Regions from separate parts of the Homo sapiens genome. Here all the other regions are linked to region 3. The links are chromatin loops, found by intact Hi-C in ENCODE. Cell type or tissue: heart left ventricle. All regions are shown on one strand. Links, peaks and the distances in the headings refer to the core of each region. The heading gives the core; the rest is flanking DNA.

What was found. Peaks named below come from ENCODE experiments on the same cell type or tissue, not always from the same donor. Only the 100,000 strongest peaks of a DNase experiment are listed, where the experiment ranks them.
Region 1: it touches region 3 in a loop (2.4-fold over the local background); 35 of 110 quality-filtered maps call a loop at or near these places.
Region 2: a loop joins it to region 3, with 10 times the contacts of the local background. A loop is called at or near these places in 31 of 110 quality-filtered maps.

The regions. Positions count from the first base shown.
Region 1 is chr19:388,737-396,020 of GRCh38, reverse strand. No RefSeq gene overlaps it. Among named protein-coding and RNA genes, the nearest start is that of SPMAP2, 16 kb to the right of the region's middle. RefSeq lists enhancers at 6,009-6,573, 6,574-7,139. In heart left ventricle, for the core only: no CTCF peak of the experiment used is centred there; a DNase peak (open chromatin) is centred at 3,931; H3K27me3 peaks cover 435 bases.
Region 2 is chr19:374,437-381,720 of GRCh38, reverse strand. SPMAP2 (sperm microtubule associated protein 2) reads left to right here and starts at 5,695. Exons shown (of 8, transcript NM_016585.5): 1 at 5,695-6,058. The coding sequence starts at 5,751. In heart left ventricle, for the core only: no CTCF peak of the experiment used is centred there; DNase peaks (open chromatin) are centred at 3,340 and 5,760; H3K27me3 peaks cover 566 bases.
Region 3 is chr19:476,003-483,286 of GRCh38, reverse strand. It overlaps a transcript of CIMAP1D not described here. Among named protein-coding and RNA genes, the nearest start is that of CIMAP1D, 4.7 kb to the right of the region's middle. In heart left ventricle, for the core only: a CTCF peak has its summit at 2,938 (motif pointing right); a DNase peak (open chromatin) is centred at 2,966; H3K4me3 peaks cover 483 bases; H3K27ac peaks cover 314 bases.

The sequences.
Region 1 (7,284 bases), core at 1,790-5,789, 88 kb after region 3:
TCATCCTTCCCGTCGTCCTTCCCATCAACCTTCTCCATTCATCCTTCCCATCGTCCTTCTCCATTCATCCTTCCCATCATACTTCTCCATTCATCCTTCCCATCATCCTTCCCATTGTCCTTCCCATCATCCTTCCCATCGTCCTTCTCCATTCATCCTTCCTGTCGTCCTTCTCCATTCATCCTTCACATCATCCTTCTCCATTCATCCTTCCCATCATCCTTCTCCATTCATCCTTCCCATCGTCCTTCTCTATTCATCCTTCCCATCGTCCTTCTCCATTCATCCTTCCCATCGTCCTTCTCCATCACCCTTCTCCATCATCCTCCATTATCCTTCCCATCATCCTTCCCATCATCCTTCCCATCAACCTTCCCATCAACCTTCCCCATCATCCTTCCCATCATCCTTCCCCATCATCCTTCCCATCATCCTTCCCATCGTCCTTCTCCATAATTCTTCCCATCATCCTTCCCCATCACCCTTCTCCATCATCCTCCATCATCCTTCCCCATCATCCTTCCCATCATCCTTCCCATCATCCTTCCCCATCATCCTTCCCCATCATCTTTCCCATTATCCTTCCCATCATCCTTCCCATCAACCTTCCCCATCATCCTTCTCCATCATCCTTCCCATCATCCTTCCCCATCATCCTTCCCCATCATCTTTCCCATTATCCTTCCCATCATCCTTCCCATCAACCTTCCCCATCATCCTTCTCCATCATCCTTCCCATCATCCTTCCCCATCATCCTTCCCCATCATCTTTCCCATTATCCTTCCCATCATCCTTCCCATCAACCTTCCCCATCATCCTTCTCCATCATCCTTCCCATCATCTTTCCCCATCATCCTTCCCATCATCTTTCCCCATCATCCTTCCCATCATCCTTCCCATCATCCTTCTCCATCATCCCTCCCATCATCCTTCTCCATCATCCTTCCCCATCATCCTTCCCATCATCTTTCCCCATCATCCTTCCCATTATCTTTCCCCATCATCCTTCTCCGTCATCCTTCTCCATCATCCTTCCCATCCTTCCCATCATCCTTCTCAATCATCCTTCCCCATCATCCTTCCCATCATCTTTCCCCATCATCCTTCCCATCATCTTTCCCCATCATCCTTCTCCATCATCCTTCCCATCCTTCTCCATCATCCTTCCCATCATCTTTCCCCATCATCCTTCCCATCATCTTTCCCCATCATCCTTCCCATCATCTTTCCCCATCATCCTTCTCCATCATCCTTCCCATCCTTCTCCATCATCCTTCCCATCATCTTTCCCCATCATCCTTCCCATCATCTTTCCCCATCATCCTTCCCATCATCTTTCCTCATCATCCTTCCCATCATCTTTCCCCATCATCCTTCTCCATCATCCTTCCCTTCATCCTTCTCCATCATCCTTCCCATCATCCTTCCCCATCATCCTTCTCCATCATCCTTCCCCATCATCCTTCCCATCTTCCTTCTCCATCCTCTCTTCTGTTAAATCCTCTCCAGTCATCCTCCCATCATCCTTCCCTGTCATTCTTCCCATCCTCCTTCCCCATCTCTCCCATTGTCTTTCCAGTCATCCTTCCCCATCATCTTTCCCCATTGTCCTTCTCATTATCCTTCTCATTATCATCCTTCCCATCACCCATCCTGTCATCTTTCACCATCACCTTTCCCATCATCCTTCTCCATCACCTTCCCATCATCCTTCCCCATCATCCTTCCCATCATCCTTCCCATCAACCTTCCCCATCATCCTTCCCATCACCCTTCTCCATCACCCTTCCCATCATCCTTCCCATCATCCTTCCCATCATCCTTCCCCATCATCCTTCCCCATCATCCTTCCCGTCATCCTTCCCATCATCCTTCCCATCATCCTTCCCATGAACCTTCCCATCATCCTTCCCCATCATCCTTCCCCATCATCCTTCCCCATCATCCTTCCCGTCATCCTTCCCATCATCCTTCCCATCATCCTTCCCATGAACCTTCCCATCATCCTTCTCCATCATCCTTCCCATCATCCTTCTCCATCATCCTTCCCCATCATCCTTCCCCATCACCACCTATCCCCACCATCCTTCTCCATCATCCTTCTCCATCATCCTTCCCATCATCCTTCTCCATCATCCTTCCCATCATCCTTCTCCATCATCCTTCCCATCATCCTTCTCCATCATCCTTCCCATCATCCTTCTCCATCATCCTTCCCCATCACCACCTATCCCCACCATCCTTCCCATCATCCTTCTCCATCATCCTTCCCATCATCCTTCCCATCATCCTTCCCATCATCCTTCCCATCAACCTTCCCATCATCCTTCCCCATCATCCTTCCCACCATCCTTCTCCATCATCCTTCCCATCATCCTTCTCCATCATCCTTCCCCATCACCACCTATCCCCACCATCCTTCTCCATCATCCTTTCCCACCATCCTTTCCTATCATCCTTCACCGTCATCCTTCCCCATCATCACACACCCCCACCATCCTTCCTTATCATCTGTTCCATTGTTTGTCCCTAGACCAGCTCTGTTGCCTCATCCCTGGTCTCTGGACTGTGAGCACCAGGCCTGCCACCTGCTGACTCTGTACACTGACCTCCGTCTCTCCCATCTCTGTCACGGTAAAAACCCAACTCCTTCCCATTCCCACCAGGCCCTGAATGACCTGCCTGGCCACCTCCTTGCTCTCACCTCCTCCCTTTCTCTCCCTTACTCAGTCTGCTGCAGCCACATGGGCCTGCTTTTGGTTCCATCTGCACAGCAGGCACGTTGGTCTCAGAGTCTTTGCTCATGCTGTGCTCTTCCTAGACACCCTCACGGCCTTCACCTCAGTGGCCTTCCCTGCCTCCATCCTCCCCCAACTCTCCTTTGCTTTCTTCTCAGCACTCTGTGGGGGCCAGGACCACCTCCCAGCCTCTTCCCAGGCCCAGAACCGTGCTTGACACACAGCAAGTGTTCAAGTTTTAGCGGAATAAATGTGTGTGATGGCCAAGGTGCTCAGATGTTTTTCTGAGAAATCAACAGGATGGGGGCCTGGGGCCTCTTCCCACCTTCACAGGCAGCTGCAGACACCACCTCCACGGCCCCCAGGCCCTCCTCACACCCACTCACACTCACGGGCTCTCTCTGGCTGAAAGGAAGGGCTATTTTTAACCTCGTCATCCTCTGCCTCAAGTGTTTAATTGCACAATAATGAGGGTGGGCGACGGGAGAGCAAACCTCAGATTACACCAGCACATGGGGCAGGGCTGCCGGCACTGCCTGCCCACGTGGTCCCTCACGTGGAGACCCTCACACACTCCACCCCTAAGGCCAGGGAAGACCTTCGAGGCATGCGTGTTCTGAGGAGCCTGCAGGCCCAGAGAGAGCTGCTGCAGAGAGGGAGGTGCCTGCCTGGCACAGGGCTGCATAGACGTCTATCCAAACTCAGGGACGGCTGTTCCTGTAGAGCCACGGGCCCCACGGAATGGGGACCACGCCGATGCCCTCCTCCCCAGCCCCACTCACCCCATTGTGTATTGGTATCTCCCCGCTGTCCCTGCAGGCTCTGGCCCCATCCCACCTCCAGGCTTTTCCTCCTGGTGCACTCTCCCCTGATCACCTCCCAGTCCCTTCCTCACCTCCTTCACTTCTGTCTTTGTCCAAAGTCCCCTTCCTGGGAAGGCCTCTCCGACCTCCCTACCTTCCTGCCTTCCCCACGACTCTACCATCTCCTCCCTGCCGCGTTCTCCCGGCAATTCACCAATCGTGTTTCTTGCCTGTCTTCCCCACTAAGACGCCACCTCCAGGAGGGCAGGGATTTTGCCGATTTTGTTCACAGCTGGGTCCCCAGGGCCTCTGCCGGGACGGGCGTGGCACACAGTCGGTGCCCAATGTATGCTTGACGTACTCGCGGGTGAATGAACAGCTGTGCAGGACCCTGCCCGCTCTTCCGGAAGCTTTTGGACGTGGCCAGTGCTGCCCCTCCTCGCGGACTGAGCAGCTGCCACCTGGGGCTGCCGTAGCAAAGGCACATGGCCTGGGTGTTCCCACAGCAGAGATGTGTCCTCCCGGTTCTGGAGGCCAGAGCTTTGCCATCCAGGTGTCGGCAGGGCTGGCTTCTTCCAGAGGCTCAGAGGGAGACTGCGTCTGTGTCCTTCTCCAGCTGGTGGTGGTGGCCGGTGGCCCTCGGCCTGTAGATGCCTCAGTCCAGTCTCTGCCTCTGTCCTTGCACGGCCGTTGCCCCTGAGAGTGTTGTGAGCCCACTCCTCATCTTAGAGAGACGCCGGTCATCAGATTGAGGGTCCTCCGGACTCCAGGGTGACCTCATCTGAACTCATCACATCTGCAAAGACCTTATTTCCAAATAAGGTCCTACTCATGGGTTCCAGGGATGGACCGTGTTTTGGGGGGAGACACAACTCAACCCATCATACTCTCCTTGATGCTGATTAAATCAAAGTCTGAGCTCATCTAGACCTGCAGAGTTGGGGTCTCTGTAGGAGGTAAGGTGGGGGGCTGGCCCAAGACTCTATGCTTTGAATATTGTTTTCACATCTTTTAGTTTTGATATCATTTTGACCTTACAGGAAAGTGGCAAGATTACTTGTCATACAGCAGGAACTCCCCCTGACTCTACCCAGAGTCACCAGCGGGCTGGATTTTCCCCATTTGCTGTGTCATCTTCGGTGTCTGTACCTCTATCTGTATCTACAGCCACCTGTTATCTACATATGGTACAATATTCATATTTATACACATTTTCAGAACCATTGAAGACTATGCTGGAGGTGCAATGCCCACTTCCTCCTAAACATATCAGCGTATCTTTTCTAAAAACCAGGATTCTCTTTTATAACCCTGGGGCTGTTGTCAACATCGGGAAATTCCACATCCACACAACGCTCAGATCTAATCCGCTGCCTGCATTTAAATCTCACCGGCTGCTGTGGTGATGTCCCACTGTGGGTGGGGGGGCCTTGCTACCCCAGCAGGTACCATGGCAACAGATGCTGCTGGCCGGGCCTGCAGTGGAGCAGCGTGGGCTGGGAGCCAGCCAGGGCGGGGGCCGGGGCGGGGGCCGGGGGGCCAGGCCTGGAGGTGCCGCTGGCCCTGGGGTCGGGTTAATGGCACCCTGAGGACCACAGAGTGAAGCTCCTGGGCCTCTCAGACCACTTGGCCTTGGCTAAGGGTTGAGAAGGGTTCTGAGGCCTTGCCAGGGCTCAGAGGGAAACAGTGTGGCCCTCAGCATTCGGCTGCTGATGTCTGCCTCAGGCTGGCCATGGCGTGGGCGCAGTGTGCTGTGTGTCTGTGTCCAGCCCTCGTGTGCACAGATGAGGAACGGCCTCCTTCTGAGGCTCTTGGCAAGCGCGGAGGAAGCAGAGCCCGGTTGCCCAGTCCGCGGGCTTGACCGCACCCCAATGCTGGGGAGAAGGGGCTGCCACATCAGAGCTGCTCACAGCCGGGCCCTGGGGAGCCACCGATGTCCCTGCACCTCCGCGTTCCCATCTGTGACAGGGAGCAATGGTGGCTGCACCTTCAGGGCTGCTCGAGGACTCGCCTCAGTGTTCCCATCTGTGACAGGGAGCAATGGTGGCTGTCTTGGTGTTCCCATCTGTGACAGGGAGCAATGGTGGCTGTGCCTTCAGGGCTGCTCGAGGACTGAGTGGGAGGATGTTGCTACACGGAGTTTTGTTGATGGCATCTGTAGTTGTACAGTGACCCTACTCTCAGGCTACATGGGCTGCATCTGTTACAGCCATGGGTCTGCATTGTTCAGAATCATGTCTTGGAGGCCACGCTCTACCCACCTCTGTCTCCCATTACCGTGGGGTCTTGGCCTGCGCTGCTCTAGAACCCCAACCCCAGCTCAGGCCCCAGGAGAGAAATGGATGGGTCCCCACAAGCCAGACCGCGGCCTCCCAGAACCAGCTCATGGGGGATACGGGAGCGAGCAGAGACGTGAGGGCAGGAGCCACGGGCAGGGCACGTGCAAGAGGCCAGTGGTGGACTCAGAGGACAGGCAGACACACGGAGGACAGAGAAAGAGGGAGGGGAGAGAGAGAGAGACAGAGAGACGGAGAGGGGCATTGCCCTGTGTCTGGAGGGGAGGGGCTTGTCAAGGGCTGGGTTGGGGGTTGGGGCTGCAGAGGGACTGGGGGACTCGTCCCAGCCTCTCCTCCAAGGGCATCTTGGGCTGTTCCCCAGAAGCCGACTCTTTGGGCTGAAAATAGACCTCACAGCTCAGACACTGTCTCTGCAGCCACCTGGTGGCCCCTCACGCGTCCCCAGCTTCCCCGGAATGCCGAGTGTGTTGGTGAATTTTTTGTGTGAACTCGACTGGGCCGCAGGATCCCCAGAAGTTTGGTCAAACATCATTCTGGGCAGGTCTGTGAGGATGTTTTTGGATGAGGTGAACATCTGCAAACCACCCGCTCTTAGGAACACACCCAAACTCTGCTGTCGTGTTGAGGGTTTCATTACCATGAGTAAATCTGGGATGAATATTCATGTGTGAACGTCACTGACTACGTGCTCTGTGACATGTTTGGACACATGTGTCCCTCCAAATCTCATGCGGAAATGTGACGCCCAGAGTTGGTGTGAGGCCTGGTGGGAGGTGCTGGCTCACGGGGTAGATCCCGCCTGCAGGGCTTAGCCCATGCCCTTGGTGACACGTGAGTTGAGTTCTTGCTCACCTGAGAGCTGTTTACGATTGCGGCACCTTCCCCCTTGCTAACTCTCGCTCACCTGAGAGCTGTTTAGGAGTGCGGCACCATCCCCCGTCCTGCCTGTTGCTCACCTGAGAGCCATTTAGGAGTGCGGCACCGTCCCCCGTCCTGCCTGTTGCTCACCTGAGAGCCATTTAGGAGTGCGGCACCTTCCCTCTTGCTCCCTCTCACCCGTGACACACCAGCTCCCTCTTCACCTTCCTTGATGGGTAAACCTCCCCGGCCTCCCCAGAAGCGGCCCAGAGGCCGGTGTCACATTTCCTGTACGGCCCGCAGAACCGTGAGCAAATGAACCCTCTTCGTTATGAACGACCCAGCCTCAGGGACCTCTTCATAGCGACACACTCCACAAGACAGATGACTGGGGGTGAAGATCCTGGGCCCAAGGACGGAGCATCTGTGATGCAGGTACCTGCCGCCCAGTTCCCTTCTGAGGGCTGCGCCCGTGCAGGGCTGAGGGTGTGGGGCCTGCCCCCACGCCAGCCCATCCTTGTCAACCCTGCACGTCTCTCTGTCTCTCTCAGCTCAATGCAACCTCCACCTCCCGGGTTCAAGTGATT
Region 2 (7,284 bases), core at 1,790-5,789, 100 kb after region 3:
CTGCTTATCAATCACCACGGTTCTGCTCCACCTCCTACATCTGCTCATCAATCACCACGGTTCTGCTCCACCTCCTACATCTGCTCATCAATCACCACGGTTCTGCTCCACCTCCTACATCTGCTCATCACCACGGTTCTGCTCCACATCCTACATCAGCTCATCACCACGGTTCTGCCCCACCTCCTACATCTGCTCATCACCACGGTTCTGCTCCACCTCCTACATCTGCTCATCACCACGGTTCTGCTCCACCTCCTACATCTGCTCATCAATCACCATGGTTCTGCTCCACCTCCTACATCTGCTCATCAATCACCACGGTTCTGCTCCACCTCCTACATCTGCTCATCAATCACCACGGTTCTGCTCCACCTCCTACATCTGCTCATCACCACGGTTCTGCCCCACCTCCTACATCTGCTCATCAATCACCACGGTTCTGCTCCACCTCCTACATCTGCTCATCAATCACCACGGTTCTGCTCCACCTCCTACATCTGCTCATCAATCACCACGGTTCTGCTCCACCTCCTACATCTGCTCATCACCACGGTTCTGCTCCACCTCCTACATCTGCTTATCAATCACCACGGTTCTGCTCCACCTCCTACATCTGCTCATCACCACGGTTCTGCTCCACCTCCTACATCTGCTTATCAATCACCACGATTCTGCTCCACCTCCTACATCTGCTCATCACCACGGTTCTGCTCCACCTCCTACATCTGCTTATCAATCACCACGATTCTGCTCCACCTCCTACATCTGCTCATCACCACGGTTCTGCCCCACCCCCTACATCTGCTCATCACCACGGTTCTGCTCCACCTCCTACATCTGCTTATCAATCACCACGGTTCTGCTCCACCTCCTACATCTGCTCATCAATCACCACGGTTCTGCCCCACGTCCTACATCTGCTCATCACCAGGGTTCTGCTCTTTTTTTTTTTTTTTGAGAGGAGTCTCACTCTGTAACCCAGGCCGCAGTGCAGTGGCAGGATCTTGGCTCACTGCAAACTCCGCCTCCTGGGTTCAAGTCATTCTCCTGCCTCAGCCTCCTAAGTAGCTGAGATTACAGACGCCCGCCACCACGCCCAGCTAAGTTTTTGTATTTTTAGTAGAGACGGGGTTCACCATGCTGGCCAGGATGGTCTCTATCTCTTGGCGTTGTGATCCGCCTGCCTTGGCCTCCCAAAGTGCTGGGATTACAGGCGTGAGTCACCGCACCCAGCCAGCACTCATCTATTTTCTTATTCATTTATAGGAGCTATTTATTCATGGTGGGTACTAATCAATTATAGATGTGACAGATGCTGCATTCCCATTCGTGGCTTCTGTTTCCACTTTTTTGAGGAGTCCTGAACATGAGGCTTCAGTTTAATATGGCCGACTTATTGGTCGTGTATGATTAGCACTCTACATGTCTTGTTAAAAAAATTACTCCCTACATGGAGCGCAAAAGCATGGTCACATTCATTTTTTTCTGTAAGTTTTGAAGTTGTGTTTCAGCTTTCACGTATCCACTGAGGGCTGTTGTGTGTGGTATGAGGTAGGTGTCACAGAAGGAATAGTGATCCCCAACGGTGTCCACATCCTCGTCCCTGGAACCTGGTGTGAAACTGGTGATATGGATGGGAGTTACCCAACGCAACAGTCGAGAGACCAGGTAAAAAGCATTCAGATGCACGCGCCTGCCCAGGACGGCGTCACAGGCCAGCGCCCGAAACCGCCTGCCGTGACCCTAAAGCCAATTTGACCTGGGAGCTGTGGAGGTGACCTCAGCTAAATGAAGACGCCTTCTGCCGCCACCTCCCTCCCAGTCACAGCTCACCAGGTCCCTTCTGCCCCCACCTCCCTCCCAGTCACAGCTCACCAGCTCCCAAAGCTTCCAGTTCTTGCGAGCTTTCTTTCGAAATGATTCGCAACATTGTTCCTTCTAGTAAAAGCCCCAACCTGCTGCAGATATACCGAAGACCTCCCGGTCTGTGTACAGGCCCGAAATTGCAATTCTGTTTTTTTTGGTTTTTTTTTGTTTGTTTTTTGTTTTGAGACGGAGTCTCGCCCTGTCGCCCAGGCTGGGGTGCAGAGTGGCGTGATCTCGGCTCACTGCAACCTCCACCTCCCAGATTCACACCATTCTCCTGCCTCAGCCTCCCGAGTAGCTGGGACTACAGGCGCCCGCCACCACGCCCGGCTAATTTTTGTATTTTTAGTAGAGACGGGGTTTCACCGTGTTAGCCAGGATGGTCTCGATCTCCTGACGTCATGATCCGCTCGCCTCAGCCTCCCAAAGTGCTGGGATGACAGGCATGAGCCACCGCGCCAGGTCTCAATTCTGTTTTTATGTATTTTCCCAAACAAAATGTCTTACGTAAAAATGCCTCTCTATGTGCTCGTTTGAGTTTGACACTGGGAGCATGTTATTTTATGTGGCAAAATGGACTTCGCAGGTGGGACTGGGGTTGCAGACGTGGAGGGTCAGAGCACCTGGCTTATCCAGGCTGACCTTCAATCACCTGTTTCCGTAATAACCAAACGGGTTTCCCAGCCCTGCTCAGAGATGAGTGCCAGTGGAGCATCCATGTGAGGGGGCTTGACTGGCCGTTGCTGGCTTTGAAAATGGAGCGAGGGGCCAGGACTGAGAAGAGCGGTGGCCTCTGGGTGCTGGGGGGCCCCCAGCTGACACACACAGCAACGCTGGGAAGGGCCCCCGGCTGACACACACAGCAAGAACGCAGATCTCAGTCCTACGACCACAAGGCACTGAATTCTGTGGCCACCAAATGAGCAGGAGACGGGCCTTCCTCTGAAGGCTGCAGGAACCAGCCCTGCCCACACCGTGGCTTGAGTCCAGTGAGATCCATGTTGGGCTTCTGAGCCCAGGGCGGCCAGGTAATCGCTCAGTGTTGCTGGAGCCTCTGCTTGTGATATGTGTTAAGGCGGCCACAGCAGAGAGGAACACAGTAGGGACCTGGTTTATTTTCTGCCAGGCGGACGCCCCAGGTCCGGGCAGTCAGAACCCCACACATCCCACAGCCCGGTCCCCGTCCCCCTCTATTTTCTGCTCAAAGCAACATCACACAACATTCAGAAATCATGCACTTCCTTGGCTGTGAACGTCTTGCTTTTCCACAGGATGTTGGAGCAGACGTGGACCCTCCAACTCTCCCCCGAGTGCGGGCAGAGTTCTGCTGTCCCCGCGCGCTCCTGAGCTCCTCCGGCTCCTGCCGTAGAGACATCCAGCCCTGACTCCCCCGAGAAGGTGCCGGGTGCAGCTCCACCAGCCGCGTGGCCCTGGGAGCTTCCCCATGACCCTGGAGCGCTCATCTGCCTCTCCTCTCCACAACGGGCTGCCATGAGGGCTAAACGCGCTGCAGCCTGGGTGCTGCCTGGGTGCTGAGAGCCGGAGGCTGCCAGACCCCCAACCGCGCCTCCCTGGAGTAGGGTTAGGGAGCAGCCTCGGGGTGCGGCGCCCTGCTCTGAACGAGGTCTCCTGGAAACACTGCAGTGGCCACAGGCCCTCCAGCGGCAACAATGCCTAACTCATCTCTTTGTGAAAGGCACCCGCAGATCTTGATCCAGTTTAACTTAAGAGAGAAAAGTAAATCATTGAGTGCAAGGTAAGGGTTTACGAGACTTCCGGCCAAGAAAGGGGATTTTCCCATGGCCTCCTTGATGGGACCGGATCCTCCCCGGGGCCCTTCTGCCTGGAGTCCTCCGAGAGACCCCTTTCCTGACAGAGGTGGTGGTGAGGCTGCGTCTGGGAGCAGAGCATCAGGGAGATGGGATGGGAGCTGGAGAGGGCTTTGTGTGTGTCGATGAACTGGGTCTCTTGCGTGCCGAGTGGTCACCATGCCCGGAGGGCCGGCCCCACGCTGGTGGCAGGGGTGAGGGACAGAGCAGTCCTCGGGGTGGGCTAGCACTGGGTGGGGGTAGGGGTGGGGGTCCTAGGCCTGGGAGCCCAGAAAGGGGAGGGATGGTCAGGGACTCTCCCTGCGTGGGGGACCGACAGGCTTGAGTCTTCAATGATGAGTAGAAAACCACCAAGCACAGAAGGGTGAAAGGCTGGGTGGGGGCACACAGCACAGAGGGGGAGAGGCTGGGTGGGGCACAGAGGGGGAGAGGCTGGGTGGGGCACAGAGGGGGAGAGGCTGGGTGGGGCACAGAGGGGGAGAGGCTGGGTGGGGCACAGAGGGGGAGAGGCTGGGTGGGGGCACAGAGGGGGAGAGGCTGGGTGGGGGCACAGAGGGGGAGAGGCTGGGTGGGGCACAGAGGGGGAGAGGCTGGGTGGGGCACAGGGGGGAGAGGCTGGGTGGGGCACAGAGGGGGAGAGGCTGGGTGGGGCACAGAGGGGGAGAGGCTGGGTGGGGCACAGGGGGGAGAGGCTGGGTGGGGGCACAGAGGGGGAGAGGCTGGGTGGGGCACAGGGGGGGGAGAGGCTGGGTGGGGCACAGAGGGGGAGAGGCTGGGTGGGGCACAGAGGGGGAGAGGCTGGGTGGGGCACAGGGGGGAGAGGCTGGGTGGGGCACAGAGGGGGAGAGGCTGGGTGGGGCACAGAGGGGGAGAGGCTGGGTGGGGGCACAGAGGGGGAGAGGCTGGGTGGGGCACAGGGGGGAGAGGCTGGGTGGGGCACAGGGGGGAGAGGCTGGGTGGGGCACAGAGGGGGAGAGGCTGGGTGGGGCACAGAGGGGGAGAGGCTGGGTGGGGGCACAGAGGGGGAGAGGCTGGGTGGGGCACAGGGGGGAGAGGCTGGGTGGGGCACACGGGGGAGAGGCTGGGTGGGGCACAGAGGGGGAGAGGCTGGGTGGGGCACAGAGGGGGAGAGGCTGGGTGGGGGCACAGAGGGGGAGAGGCTGGGTGGAGGCACGGGGGGGGAGAGGCTGGGTGGGGCACGGAGGGGGAGAGGCTGGGTGGGGCACGGAGGGGGAGAGGCTGGGTGGGGGCACAGAGGGGGAGAGGCTGGGTGGGGCACAGAGGGGGAGAGGCTGGGTGGGGCACACAGGGGGAGAGGCTGGGTGGGGCACAGAGGGGGAGAGGCTGGAAATTCAGCTCCTTTGGCGACGTACGAGGAATTCCTGAAGGCAGCAGCCTGGGGAATACTCCAGTTATAACCATTATTTTGTTGTGAGGGTTGGAACAGCCTATTTTGAAGTTATTTCTCATGAGAGGTTGGGGCTGGAAGCGTCTGTATCACCTAGGGTGCAGTTTTAGCTGCTAGGAATTGGAAACCAAGCCAAAACGACTTAGTACTAAGGAAACTTACTGTTTCAAGTAACAAGAAGCCTGGACACAGAGTGGATTCCAAGGCTGCTAAGTTCAGAGGCTCGACAGCCACATCAAAGGCCCACCTTTCAGTTCATCTGCCCTCAGATGGCAGGCCTCATGGTCACAAGAAGGCTGCCTGGGCTCTGGACATTACCGACGGGCCCCACAGGGACAGGAACAGGAGACGCGGTCTCTTCCTTGTGTCTCCTTTTGAGAGAGGGAATCCATAGCTAGATGCCCCTGCAGGTTCCCGTCAGGTCTCCTTCCTAAACCAATCCTGGGAGGTCCTGAGTGAGCCGTGACCACCAGGACTGAGTCCTGATCCCAGCGCAAGCCCAGGTGACCAGCATTGGAGACGGCGCACGGGTTAGAATGTGGACCGTGGGGAATGTGACGGACGCTCTCCTGTTGCCGCGGCCACCACAGACACATTTGGGTGCCGGGAGAGTGAGGCCGCGGGGGCTGGGAAGGGACCGGTGTATGGGGGACAGCAGGCGAAGGTCACTCGGGAACCAGCCCAGCTCTGAGGCTGCGGGCAGGTCGGAAAGGGAGCAGGACGGCGACCCCCGTGGCCTCCAGAGCTCTGTGTACGAGAGCCGGCGGGTCACAGACCCCGAACGCCAGGACCTGGACAATGCAGAGCTGGGACCAGAAGACCCAGAAGAGGAGCTTCCCCCCGAGGAGGTGGCCGGGGAGGAGTTCCCGGAGACCCTGGATCCCAAAGAGGCACTTTCTGAGTTGGAGAGAGTCCTGGACAAGGACTTGGAAGAGGACATTCCTGAAATCAGGTGGGCACCGGGGAACGGGCCTGCCTGGGTGCGGTGGGGTAGGGCTCAGCCCCTGGCAGTGGGGGGAGGGCAGCAGCCCCCTGGGCGGGCGAAAGGGTCGTAACCGGCCACCGGCCTGGCTCGCTGCTCCCGAGGGGCCCGGCCCTGCCGAGTCAGCCTAGGTGTGGGCTTGGTCGGTTGGCGGCCAGCACCCCTCACTGGGCCCTGAGGCAGACACCAGCAGACGCTCCCCTATCTGGTGGCAGGAGGAGGAGTAAACAGCGCTGAGTTTGGAGTCAGGCAGACTGAGTTCAGGTGCCCAGAGTTCAGAGTTTAGCGAGTGATGGCCTCAAGTCAGACAGAGAGAATAAGAAATGGGAAAAAAAAAGCCTCCCAACTCAAAAGTTGAAACCATTCTAAGCACCACACGTGGCTAAAAGGTTTTAAATGGTCGGGAGGAACACGTTCTGGGTGAACTGACGCTTCGGCCAATCAGCACTGGGGGCGCTGATTTTGGGCAGTTGCTGGAGTGTCCCCAGCAAGGCGCGCACTCTACATACCTCTGGGACTCGGCTCCCGTCCTCCCTGCAGCGTGGTCCCTGCACGTGCCCGACCTGCCCCCTTCTCACCGTGGTTTCCGTGCCGCCCAGGGAGGTTTGCCGCCCAAGAACAAAGTGGCTGCCCTGCCCTCATGGGGCTCTGCCAACCTGCAGAGAAAACAGCAGGAGTGTGAGGGGATTCTGGGGAGAACGTGGGAGCCAGCAGCTGCATCAAGCAAGGACAGGGCAGATATCCTGGCATTTGGCATCTTCACCTGCTGCCTGTTTCCCTCCCACAGTCTGTGAGCTTTCTGGGAGGCAGGAGCCGCTCTCTTTAGAGGGTGGTTGCCCCTCTGGGGCCTGGCATACAGTAAGCACTTGACAGATGTCTGTGAGATGAGTAAACACTACCTTAGTACTCACCAAAACAGCCCCGCCAGGTGGGAGCTGGTCTCACCTCCAATTCACAGAGGAGGAAGCTGAGGACCAGGGGAGACAGGTGACCTGGACGGGTCTTCCATCCAGCGAGCAGTGGAGCTGCGGTTGGTCCAGGCCTTCGTGGTGCCAAAGTCCTCCCTCAGAGACCCCTCGAGGGAAAGGAGAGGCGGGTGGGCAGGGTGAGTGCAGACAAAAGGCGCTTGAGCAAGACCCACGCTTCTCTGGGCTCCCAAACGCATCGGGGCGGGAAAGCAGCTCCAACTTCAACGT
Region 3 (7,284 bases), core at 1,296-5,295:
GATCCCTGAGGAGGTGGGGGTGGGTGTTGGGGGGGGATGGGGCCCTGGACTGGGCCGTGGCTGTGAGGTGGAGAGCAGCAGTCAGCTGCTGAGTGGGCTTTGGATCCAGGAAGCGGCCCCAGGGGTTTGGATCCAAGTCAGCATGGGTCTGGAGGTGCCATTTGCTGGAGTGAGGGAAGGCTGGAAGAGGATGTTTGAATGATAAGGGGCCAGATGCCCTTGTCTTCAGAGTGACCCTGTGGAGTCAGGCTGACATATGCCCGTTTTTCAGAGGAGGAAACACATGCACAGTGGTGCAGTGATTCATCAGGGACCACACAGTGTCTAATCCAGAAACCCTGGTTCATGGGCGCAGGAGGTCTGCCTGGGAAGTTCACTGCAGGAAATTGTAAAGGAGGTGAAGTGGGAATAGCCTCGGTGCCCGTCGAGGGGCGGGGCTGGGGTGCTCGTATGATGGCGGCCAGGGTGGGTGACATTCAGACTGGCAGGTGTAGGTGGGCAGGACAGTGCAGGGCCAAGAACATTCTGGACTTGAGTCCTAGGTCCACACTCCTGCTGGCTTTGTGACCTCCGCCTCTGTCCATGGTGATAGGCATGGAACAGCTCGTGGGGTGGCGCCTGTGAGCACAGAGCTGGCAGCAGAGCCGTTCTGCATGAGTAATCTGCTGTATGCCAAGGACGCCCTGCCGATCTCACCCTGTATGCAGTAGGCGATTAATAAGTGCCCATCCACTAAGGCAGCATTTCCCCATCTTGACACCATTGACATTTGAGGGTCTTCTCTTGGGAGGAACAGCGTTGTAGTTCTCCAGTCACTAGATGTCATCAGCACTCCTGGTCCTGGCAGCCAAGAATGTCTCCAGACATAGCCAAGTGTCCCCTGGGGGCAGCAACACCCATGGCTGAGCACCATTGGCCCAAGGGATCAGTCCTAGGCTCTACTCTCTAGACCTGTGCTGCCCGACACAGCGTCCACAGGTCACAGGTGACGCTGGAGCACTGGAACTGTGGACGCTCCACACTGAGGCAGAGAGTGCAAAACATGCCAGGCTGGGAGGACAGCATTAAAAGAAGAATGTGAAATATCTCACCTGTAATGTTCATATGCAGAAATGATATTATTTTGGATATGGGGGTTAATAAAATGTATTATTAAAATTAATTTCACGTGTTTCTCTTTTTTTGATACAACTACTAGAAAATTTAAAAATGGCCGAGCATGGTGGTTCATGCCTGTAAACCCAGTGCTTTGGGAGACTAAGGCAGGGGGATTGCTTGAGGCCAGGAGTTAAAGACCAGCCTGGGCAACATAGCAAGATCCCATCTCCACACACAAAAAAGAAATTAGCCAGGGATGGTGACACATGCCTATAGTCCTAGCTACTCCAGAGGCTGAAGTGGGAAGATCACTTCAGCCCAGAAGTTGGAGGCTCCAGTGAGCTATGATTGCACCACTGCACTCTCCAGCCTGGGTGATAGAGCAACATATTGTCTCAAAAAAAAAAAAAAAAAAAAAGTAGGAGGTTCTCAGTCTGTTTCTGGTGGGCAGTGCTGCTGTGGGTGATCAACTTTCTGGCTACACCATGAGCTTGGTGAAGATGAGTTGGTCTTGGTTGCCATCATCCTTCCCATTATCCTTTCCCATCATCCTCCAATCATCCTTCTCGGTCATCCTCCCATTGTCCTTCCCATCATCCTTCTCCATCATCCTTCCCACCATCCTTCCCATCATCCTTCTCCATCATCCTCCATCATCCTTCCCCATCATCCTTCCCCATCATCCTTCCCATCATCCTTCCCATCATCCTTCCCCATCATCCTTCCCATCATCCTTCCCCATCATCCTTCCCCATCATCCTTCTCCATCATCCTTCCCATCATCCTTCCCCATCATCCTTCCCACATTCCTTCTCCATCATCGTTCTCCATCATCCTTCCCATCATCCTTCTCCATCATCCTTCTCCATCATCGTTCTCCATCATCCTTCCCATCATCCTTCCCATCATACTTTCCCATCATCTTTTCCCATCATCCTTCCCATCATCCTTCCCATCATCCTTCCCCATCATCCTTCTCATCATCCTTCCCCATCATCCTTCCCACATTCCTTCTCCATCATCCTTCCCATCATCCTTCCCATCATCCTTCCCCATCATCCTTCCCACATTCCTTCTCCATCATCGTTCTCCATCATCGTTCTCCATCATCCTTCCCATCATCCTTTCCATCATCCTTCCCCATCATCCTTCCCACATTCCTTCTCCATCATCATTCTCCGTCATCGTTTTCCATCATCGTTCTCCATCATCCTTCCCCATCATCCTTCCCACATTCCTTCTCCATCATCCTTCCCATCATCCTTCCCCATCATCCTTCCCACATTCCTTCTCCATCATCGTTCTCCATCATCGTTTTCCATCATCGTTCTCCATCATCCTTCCCATCATCCTTTCCATCATCCTTCCCCATCATCCTTCCTACATTCCTTCTGCATCATCATTCTCCATCATCGTTTTCCATCATCGTTCTCCATCATCGTTCTCCATCATCCTTCCCATCATCCTTCCCACATTCCTTCTCCATCATCGTTCTCCATCATCGTTCTCCATCATCCTTCTCCATCATCCTTCTCCATCATCCTTACCATCATCCTTCCCCATCATCCTTCCCATCATCCTTCCCCATCACCTTCCCACATTCCTTCTCCATCATCGTTCTCCATCATCGTTCTCCATCATCCTTCCCCATCATCCTTCCCCATCATCCTTCCCCATCATCCTTCTCCATCATCCTTACCATCATCCTTCCCCATCATCCTTCCCATCATCCTCCCCTATCATCCTTCCTGTCATCCATCCTCATCATCCTTCCCAGCATGTGACGCCCTCTCCCGGCACCGCCCACGTTTTGCTCTCCCAGATGTCACCAGAGGGCGCTTGTGAGCTCTGATTGGGACGCGTCCCTGCTCACACGTCACCCGTGTCCCCACAGTCCACAGGCCGTGCAGGACCCGCCGCATCGGCTTCCTCCCGGCTCCTCTTCTCCTTGCTCACGCTGCTCCAGCTGCACGGGCCTCGTCGCTGTTTCTCCTACACACCAGGCAGGTCCTGCCCCAGGGCCTCTGTGCGTGCAGTTCCTGTCAGCCTGGAATGCCTCGCCCGCCTCCCGAGTTCGGCTTCTCCTCTGGTCTCTGCTGGAGCGTGACCTTCTCCGCGAGGCTCCCGACCTCCCAGTTCACATCGCAGACGCTCACACCACCAACCACCCTGTGGCTGACCGCCACAGTTACTGCCTGAGACCGTCATTATAAGACTGAACGAAGGGACAAACGTAGAAAATGATAACAAGAAACAAAGGAAACTTTTAAATAGAAATAAAAACTTAAAAGTAACTATTTTAAAGGAAGGGCAACGTGGGGAAGAAGAAGAGAGAAGGAAAGAGAGAAGAAGGGGCCGGGCATGGTGGCTCACGCCTGTCATCCCAGCACTTTGGGAGGCCGAGGCAGGCGGATCACAAGGTCAGGAGATCGAGACCAGCCTGGCCAACATGGAGAAACCCCCGTCTCTACTAAAAATACAAAATTAGCCGGGCACGGTGGCTCACGCCTGTAATCCCAGCACTTTGGGAGGCCGAGGCAGGCGGATCACGAGGTCAGGAGATCGAGACCAGCCTGGCCAACATGGAGAAACCCCGTCTCTACTAAAAATACAAAAATTAGCCGGGCGTGGTTGCGCACGCCTGTAATCCCAGCTACGCGAGAGGCTGAGGCAGGAGGATCACTTGAACCTGGGAGACAGAGGTTGCAGTGAGCTGAGATGGCGCCACTGCACTCCAGCCTGGGCGACAAGGGTGAAACTCCATCCCCCCCCCCCCCAAAAAAAAAAAAAGAGAAAAAGAAGAAGAAAAGGGCTCCCTGCTCCTAGTGAGCAAAGGCAGCTTCCTGAGCTTCTACAGCCCTTAGTATTTATTGGGTAACAAGAGCAGAGAGGAGGAGGTAACGATTGAGCAGCTGCTTAATTGATCACAGGTTCATATTGTTACTGACGGGCTTCAATTATGCCTAATCGTAGGAAACATTTGTGCCTGGGTGGTGATGGCCCTCAGCAGCCCTTCTGCACGGCAGACGCAGTTTGTCAGTTTGCCAACATTCTGCATTTACGAGAACAGTTTGCTGTCTACTCATATAGCCCCCCAGTGGTATACTGAGTTGATCACGGCCCTCACTCTTTCGGCCTCCAACACCCCCTTCGCCCACGTTTCCTCCATAGCGCGACGTGCCCTCTGCACTCACGTAAGTTTCACTTATCTGCCTGCCTGTCTCCAAGGGAAAGGGAGGACGAGGAACTTGTGTGTTTTGTCCTCTCCCGTTTTCCCAGCACCTGAGCAGGGCCTGGCCCCAAATAAACACTGGCTGAGTTCCTAATTACGGTGAGAACAAGGGTCTCGGGAGCACCAACGGAGTCACCTCCCACCCAGGACACCCAGGCCGGGCAGTGACGTCCCTCGCCTGCAGCCGGCAGCTGGGCGGGTGGACGTAGGGCCGGCCTCCGGCCTCTCATCCGGTCCAGCCTCCCTTTTTTTCACTGTTGTGATTTAGTCTCTTCTGTCGAGCAGGCAGGATTAAAATCAGGGCTCATCTGCATGTGTGTTGAATTCATTTGCATCTCATTTGCAAGCTCTTTGCTTGGCAGTTGCGACAAGCTCTGAGCTGAAGACAGAGTTGATAGAATCTGGTGCGATCAGATCAGAAGGGGACTGGTGGCTGGAGGGGCCCCAGCTCGTTCTGGCGAGGCTGCCGGCCCTCAGCGTCCTCCCAGCAACATGCTGTCGGCTTGGCCGGCTTCCCATCCTGTCTTCCCTGTGTTAGCTTTTGGTTCCACCCCACGTAAAATGGGGAAACGGAGGCAGGTGGGGCCGAGTCCGGGCTGGAACCAAGTCTCTGGCTGTCTGCCTTTAGTGGCTGTCTGGTGTGGCCTGGACCTGGTGACCCGGATGTGAGGAGGGATGGGGTTGGGGGAACACCTTCCAGGCCCTTGTCCCCTCTGTCTCTTTAGCCGTGGGAGCCCCTGGGGTCCTGCACTTCGGCTGGTTTTGGTGAAGGAGCAGCTTTGGTCGAGGGAGGTTGGGGCCTTTCCTCCTCTCTCCCTCCTCGGCACCCATCCCTGCTGTGGCTCTGGAGTTGTGCTGCCTCTGGAAACGAGCAAATGGTGTGTCCAAGGTTGGGCAGTGACAGGGCCTGTGGGCTGGGGGCCCTCGTGACCGAGGAAGGGGCCAGCGAGGGTTGGTTTGCTGGCAGAGGCATCTCAGGTAGAGAGAGCTCAGGCAGAGGCCGAGGTGGAGACCGTCTTAGGGGCTCGAGGGAGGGAAAGCAGGTCCGGATGGTCAGAGTAGAGCGGCAAAGGGGAAGGAGCAGGACGAGAGGACAGGGGGAGGTGGAGACGAGGCCGTGCAGGGCCTGCGTGCCGTGGCGTGGCGCGTGTCTGCAGTCCCAGCTACCCGGGAGGCTGAGGCAGGAGAATGGCGTGAACCCGGGAGGCGGAGCTCGCAGTGAGCCGAGATCGTGCCACTGCACTCCAGCCTGGGCGACAGAGCGAGACTCCGTGTCAAAAATAAATAAATACACAAATAAAAATAAAAATAAAGACCAGCTTTTTTGGGATGGGGAGGAGGCGTTCTTTTTTTCTCTTTTTTTTGATTTTGACGTGGAGTCTCGCTCTGTCACTCAGGCTGGAGTGCAGCGGTGTGATCCTGGCTCAGTGGTGCAACCTCCACCTCCAGGGTTCAAGCGGGTTCAAGCGAGTCTCCTGCCTCAACCTCCTGTGTGGCTGGGATTACAGACGTGCACCACTGTGCCCAGCTAATTTTTTTATTTTTAATAGAGACGGGGTTTCACCATGGTGGCCAGGCTGGTCTCGAACTCCTGATCTCAAGTGATCCGCCCGCCTCGGCCTCCCAGAGTGCTGGGATTACAGGCATGAGCCACAGTGCCCGGCCAAGGGATTATTTCTACAGTTTTCAATTTCATGGATTTCTACTGTTATCTTTACAATCTTCCTTATACTTACTCTTGTTTTCCTAGCTTCTTAGGTGGAAACTTAGGCCTAGGCTGGAGTGCAGTGGCACAATCTTGGCTCACTGCAGCCTTGGCCTCCTTAGGCTCAAGCAATCCTCTCACCTCAGCCTCCTGAGTAGCTGGGATTACAGGCACACACCACCACTCCTGGCTGATTTTTGTATTTTTTGTAGAGATGGGGTTTCACCATGTTGCCTGGGCTGGTCTTGAACTCCTGAGCTGAAGCAATCTGCTTGCCTTGGCTTCCCAAAGTGCAGGGATTACAGGTGTGAGCCGCTGTGCCCAGCCTTCTTTTCTCATATAAAAATTTAAAGCAACCATTTTCCCTCTAAGTACTTCTTTAACTGCATCCTACACAGTTTAATATGTTGATTTTTTATAGTCATTTAGTTTGAAAATTTTCTAACTTCCTTTGTGATGACTTCTTTGATGCGTGGGTTATTCAGAAGTATGTTGTTTAACTTCTAAATATATTTGGGGGATCCTGGATATCGTATTGTTGGTGATTTCTATTTTAATTCCTTTTTCACCAGATAATATGCTCTGTAAGTTTCAAAAGTTTGATATGTACTAAGACTTGTTTTATGATCCTTTATGTAGACTATACCATTTTGATTAAAAAATTTTAAAACATGCAATACATTAAAATTACATTGCAGGGTGAAATGTATAATTGTATGGTATGTGAATTATATCAATAAAGCTGTTAAAGATGACACTGCAGGCCAGGCACGGTGGCTTACGCTTGTAATCCCAGCACTTTGGGAGGCCGAGGTGTGTGGATCACCTGAGGTCAGGAGTTTGAAACCAGCCTGGCCAACATGGAGAAACCCCATCTCTACTAAAAATACAAAAAAATTGGCTGGGCGCGGTGGCTCACACCTGTAATCCTGGCACTTTGGGAGGCTGAGGCGGTTGGATCACAAGGTCAAGAGATTGAGGCCATCCTGGCCAACGTGGTGAAACCCCGTCTCTACTAAAAATACAAAAAAATTAGCTGGACATGGTGGAGTGTGCCTGTAATTAGCTACTAAAAATACAAAAAAATTAGCTAGACGTGGTGGTGCATGCCTGTAATCCCAGCTACTCGAGAGGCTGAGGCAGGAGAATTTCTTGAACCCTGGAGGCGGAGGTTCCAGTGAGCCGAGATCGCGCCACTGCATTCCAGCCTGGGCGGGGGAGCAAGACTCTGTCTCAAAAAAAAAAAAAA